2 separate regions of the Homo sapiens genome follow, and region 1 is linked to region 2. Evidence: chromatin loops called from intact Hi-C (ENCODE). Cell type or tissue: Caco-2. All regions are shown on one strand. Links, peaks and the distances in the headings refer to the core of each region. The heading gives the core; the rest is flanking DNA.

Region 1 (2,902 bases), core at 285-2,784, 81 kb after region 2:
TTTAACACTAACTGTACTGTTTTTTCTATTCACGTGTGTCTAGCTGCAGGATGTAACATGGAAAACAGTAACTAAAGATTAAATTCAAAGGACTTTCAGAAGTTAAGGTTAAGTTTTTACGTTTAATCTGCTGTTTACCTAAACTTGTATGTATAATTTTTGGGTGGGTATGGGGAATTGCTTTGCTAAAAATAAGCTCCCAGGGTGTTTCAAACTTAGAGAAGACCAAGGGACAGTATTTTTTATCAAAGGAATACTATTTTTTCACACTACGTCAACTTGGTTGCTCTGATACCCCAGAGCCTGATTGGGGGCCTCCCGGCCCTGGCTCACGCCAAGTCCCTGGTGCTGGGTTTGCTCTCCCGCTGTTGCCAGGGGCTGGAAGCTGGAGGGGTCTCTTGGGCCATGGACATCCCCACTTCCAGCCCATGTACACTAGTGGCCCACGACCAAGGGGTCTTCATTTCCATGAAAAAGGGACTCCAAGAGGCAGTGGTGGCTGTGGCCCCCAACTTTGGTGCTCCAGGGTGGGCCAGCTGCTTGTGGGGGCACCTGGGAGGTCAAAGGTCTCCACCACATCAACCTATTTTGTTTTACCCTTTTTCTGTGCATTGTTTTTTTTTTTCCTCCTAAAAGGAATATCACGGTTTTTTGAAACACTCAGTGGGGGACATTTTGGTGAAGATGCAATATTTTTATGTCATGTGATGCTCTTTCCTCACTTGACCTTGGCCGCTTTGTCCTAACAGTCCACAGTCCTGCCCCGACCCACCCCATCCCTTTTCTCTGGCACTCCAGTCCCAGGCCTTGGGCCTGAACTACTGGAAAAGGTCTGGCGGCTGGGGAGGAGTGCCAGCAATAGTTCATAATAAAAATCTGTTAGCTCTCAAAGCTAATTTTTTACTAAAGTTTTTATACAGCCTCAAATTGTTTTATTAAAAAAAAGATTTAAAATGGTGATGCTTACAGCAGTTTGTACGAGCTCTTAAGTGTTGATTCCATGGAACTGACGGCTTTGCTTGTTTTGATTCTTTTCCCCCTACTTTTCCTAATGGTTTAAATTCTGGAATTACACTGGGGTTCTTTTGCCTTTTTTAGCAGAACATCCGTCCGTCCATCTGCATCTCTGTCCCATGACTCAGGGGCGCCCACTCTGCTTCGATTCTCCTCCTGTGGAAGAAACCATTTTGAGCATGACTTTTCTTGATGTCTGAAGCGTTATTTTGGGTACTTTTTAGGGAGGAATGCCTTTCGCAATAATGTATCCATTCCCTGATTGAGGGTGGGTGGGTGGACCCAGGCTCCCTTTGCACACAGAGCAGCTACTTCTAAGCCATATCGACTGTTTTGCAGAGGATTTGTGTGTGCTGCCTCAGGAGGGGAGGGCTGGTAGGAGGGGGGGAGAGGTCTCTGTCCTACTGCTCTCCAGAGGGCATTTCCCCTTGCGCCTTCTCCCACAGGGCCCAGCCCCTCTCCCCTGCCCCAGTCCCCAGGGGGTACTCTGGAGTGAGCAGTGCCCCTGTGGGGGAGCCTGTAAATGCGGGCTCAGTGGACCACTGGTGACTGGGCTCATGCCTCCAAGTCAGAGTTTCCCTGGTGCCCCAGAGACAGGAGCACAAGTGGGATCTGACCTGGTGAGATTATTTCTGATGACCTCATCAAAAAATAAACAATTCCCAATGTTCCAGGTGAGGGCTTTGAAAGGCCTTCCAAACAGCTCCGTCGCCCCTAGCAACTCCACCATTGGGCACTGCCATGCAGAGACGTGGCTGGCCCAGAATGGCCTGTTGCCATAGCAACTGGAGGCGATGGGGCAGTGAACAGAATAACAACAGCAACAATGCCTTTGCAGGCAGCCTGCTCCCCTGAGCGCTGGGCTGGTGATGGTCGTTGGACTCTGTGAGATGGAGAGCCAATCTCACATTCAAGTGTTCACCAACCACTGATGTGTTTTTATTTCCTTCTATATGATTTTAAGATGTGTTTTCTGCATTCTGTAAAGAAACATATCAAACTAAATAAAAGCAGTGTCTTTATTACAACGCCGTTGCATCTGGGCATCTGTTTCCCTGGCATCTGGAGAGGTTCCTGGACATGAGGGGTTGGGGGCTCATGTGACGGGGAAGAGGAGACTCAGCCAGGTCCACTTGGGGTTGGCCCAGTGGCCTCCATGTAAGCCTTACCATTTCTGTGCTGGGAGGGCTGGGTGTGCACTCCAGAAACTCTGCCAACATGTAATGCCCCCTTCACCCCTCTTCTGCCTGTGAATCAGCTAAGACAAGTCTCCTACATCCTCAGTTCCTCCTCTGTAAGGGGTGGGGGATAGCAGAGAAACCAGTGAGACTGGCTGGGAAGGAGGATGGTGGGAAAGTGTCACGGGTTTTCTGCCCCAGAGTGTGTCAGCCCCTGTACCTCCTGGGTAGGGTTCCTTCAGGCCAGGTCTCTGTGAAGATGGGGACCTAGGGATACCTCTGGCTGCAGCTCTACCCCACCTCCTGCCTGCATTATCTTGTGGGCTTGGGACTGGCTAGTCTCCCAGGTAGTCTCAAGGCAGGTTTGTGTTGGCCTTGGGGTGGGAACAATGGTTTCTGGCCAGGCTGCTCTGCCTTGGTTGGCCTGTAGGTTCTGGGGGTTGGGGGGTGACCTTCAGTCCCTGGCTTGGGATGGACAGTCCAGCTGGGTAGGCTGATCATGACTCAGTGCCCAGGAAGGGGCAGATGGGTTGTCCTAGGACACTGCTCGGAGTGTGGGCGGCAGGAGATGCAGCAGCTGTGTTTCAAGGGGCAAAGGGGCAGAATCGAGTGATTGGTCACAGAACAACTGGTGCCTCTTCTGGGCTCAACTCTGCCATCCCTGGCTCCTTACCATGACCCCTGCTCCTCTGCTCAAAGACCCACAGAGG
Region 2 (2,902 bases), core at 174-2,673:
AGGCCAAGGCGGGTGGGTCACCTGAGTTCAGGAGTTCAAGACCATCCTGGCCAACATGGCGAAACTCCGTTTCTATTAAAAATACAAAAATTAAGCAGGCGTGGTTTGGGAGGGATGGCGCCTGTAATCCCAGCTACTGGGGAGGCTGAGGCAGGAGAATTGCTTGAAGCTGGGACCCAGAGGTTGCAGTGAGCCCATTGCACTCCAGCCTGGGTGACAAGAGCAAGACTCCGTCTCAAAAAAACAAAAAAGAAAGAGCGGTGGCTCACGCCTGTAATCCCAGCACTTTGGGAGGCTGAGGCGGGTGGATCACAAGGTCAGGAGTTCAAGATCAGCCTGGCTAAGATGGTGAAACCCTGTCTCCACTAAAAATACAAAAAAATTAGCCTGGCGCAGTGACAGGAGCCTGTAATCCCAGCTACTCGGGAGGCTGAAGCAGGAGAATTGCTTGAACCTGCGGAGGCGGAGGTTGCAGTGAGCCAAGATCACACCAGTGCACTCCAGCCTGGGTGACAGAATAAGACTCCATAAAAAAGAAAGAAAGAAAGAAAGAAAAGGAAGGAAGGAAGGAAAGAAGGAAGGAAGGAAGGAAGGAAAGAAAGAAAGAGAGAGAGAGAGGGAGAAAGAAAGAAAGGAAAGAAAGAGAGAGAGAGAGGGAGAAAGAAAGTAAGAAAGAAAGAAAGACAGACAGACAGAGACAGACAGGGTCTTGGCCAGGCAAGGTGGCTCATGCATGAAATCCCAACATTTTGGGAGGCCAGGGCGGGCAGATCACCTGAGCTCAGGAGTTAGAAACCAGCTTGGGCAACATAGCAAAACCCTATCTCGACAAAAATTACAAAAATTAGCAAGGGGTGTTTCGGAGTCTACTCTGGCTCAGGAGGCTGCCTGTAAAAAAACAAAACAAACAAACAAAAAAATTAGCCAAGCGTGGTGGCATGTGCCTATAGTTCTAGCTGCTTGGGAGGGTAAGGTGGGAGGATTGCATAAGCCTGGGAGGTTGAGGCTACCGTGAGCTGTGATTGAGCCATTGCACTCCAGCCTAGGTGACAGAGTGAGACTCTGTCTCAAAAATAAATAAATACATAAATAAGAAACTCGGTCTCTGTCACCCAGACTTGAGTGCAATGGCATGTTCACAGCTCACAGCAGACTCGACCTCTTGGGCTCAAAGGATCCTCTCAGCTCAGCCTCTTGAGTAGCTGGGACTACAGATGCATGCCACCATGTCTGGCTAATTTTTTTTTCTTTTCTTTTTTTTTTTTGTTTTATAGATAAGGTCTTGCTATGTTGCCCTGGCTGGTCTGAACTCCTGGCTTCAAGCAAAGCAATTCTCCCACCTAGATCTCCCCAAGCGCTGGAATTACTGGCGCAAGGCACCATACCCAGCCAGAAGCTGCCATTTCTTTTCCACTGTCTCTTGTAGGATGATTTGAAGTAGCTCTAAGCAGGTGGCAGAGCAGGTGAGTCTCTCAAGGCTTTCCTAGCCCAACCCCTCAGGCTCTAGAGGGCAGTGCAAGTCAAGGTGGCCAAGGGTGGGCCCAGGGCTCACAGCCAGTTGAGACAGAACCACACTGGAATTTCTCTGACCTTAAGCACATTGCAGGGGCTCCTAGTACTGCAGAACTTTCAGGGACTCTTTTAAATTGCAGCAATATGGTGTGTGTAGAGGGTGTGTTTCTGGAAAAATTGTCTATAGCTTTTTCAGATAATGGAGATAAGGAAGGTTGGAGACCCTACCATAAGTTATGAAATCCATGGTATCCCCTTCCCTGGCTTGGTCTCGAGACAGGCTCCACACTGCCTTCCTAAATGTAGTCTGGCAGCCCATGATCTCCCTGGGGCATGCCATGGAGTACTCAGCTGCCCCCATCCAGGACTCTTTGTGTCCAATTAGGGGGGATGGCAGGAAACAAGATTTTCTCCGGTCCTTGGGGACTGCTGGGAGAGCCAGCAGCTTGGAACAGCTTCCTGCAGCTGCTGGGAACAGGGAGCCAAAGAATGCCTGTGCTTCCCTGGATTTCCTGGGACCCATGTCCTGCTGCTGAAGTCACTGGGCCCCACCAGGTCCCACCACGTCCCACCATGGGCCTCATTATGGGCACCTTTTATTTCATTATGAAAGGAATCAGGAATGAGATGACCTTTGTGTGGGGCAATGCAAGGCCCAGCAGGAGGCTGCCCAGATGGCTCTCTTGTCAGTTCCCCTATCTTTTTCCCTGTGCTCCCCCTGCTTGACCCATACTCCAGATCATTCTGCTCAGAGTCAGGCAAGTTCCAGCAAAGTCTAGGATGCCTGGTCAAGGCCTGCTGGGACAATCACCTCTGCACCATTCTTGTCCATCTGACCAGGCTTGGACATGTCCTGCTACTGCTGAACTCTTCCTGGGAGTTCACCAAGCCAGTAGGAAATTCAGCTGCTCCCCTCTCCAAAGACTCCACTACAGTGATCCCTCCTCCATGTGGCCTTCTCAGACCAGGCCCTCACACCTCCTTGTTTCCTGGGTGCAGCTTTTGCTACCCAAGAGCAGAAACACATGCTTCTCAGCTGCCCTGCCTATGACTTCTATTTCTCAGCTTTTTGCCTTCTTGAATGTCTAGGAATGGAGTAGGTGCTCAATAAAGGGCTTTATGATTTGATTTGGCTACTTCCCTGCCCTCCTCCCAATTCCTTACCCTGAGTACAAATAACGACTGAAGTGGGCTTAGACTAAACCCCAGAACTGCAGAAGACCCTATAATCAGGCCACCCTGAGAATATCTTTGTTCATCCAATGGGCCCTAGGCCTTTTTGCTGCTTTTTTTTTTTTTTTTTTTTTTTGAGAGGAAGTCTCGCTCTGTTTGTTGCCCAGGCTGGAGTGCAGTGGTGTTATTTTGGCTCACTGCAACCTCCACCTCCCGG

The links. Peaks named below come from ENCODE experiments on the same cell type or tissue, not always from the same donor. Only the 100,000 strongest peaks of a DNase experiment are listed, where the experiment ranks them.
Region 1: a loop joins it to region 2, with 10 times the contacts of the local background. A loop is called at or near these places in 7 of 110 quality-filtered maps.

What each region holds. Positions count from the first base shown.
Region 1 is chr3:49,533,574-49,536,475 of GRCh38, forward strand. DAG1 (dystroglycan 1) reads left to right here. Exons shown (of 3, transcript NM_004393.6): 3 at 1-2,042. Among named protein-coding and RNA genes, the nearest start is that of BSN-DT, 19 kb to the right of the region's middle. RefSeq lists an enhancer at 1,165-2,163. In Caco-2, for the core only: no CTCF peak of the experiment used is centred there; a DNase peak (open chromatin) is centred at 1,781.
Region 2 is chr3:49,453,179-49,456,080 of GRCh38, forward strand. No RefSeq gene overlaps it. Among named protein-coding and RNA genes, the nearest start is that of DAG1, 16 kb to the right of the region's middle. In Caco-2, for the core only: a CTCF peak has its summit at 1,463 (motif pointing right); a DNase peak (open chromatin) is centred at 1,513.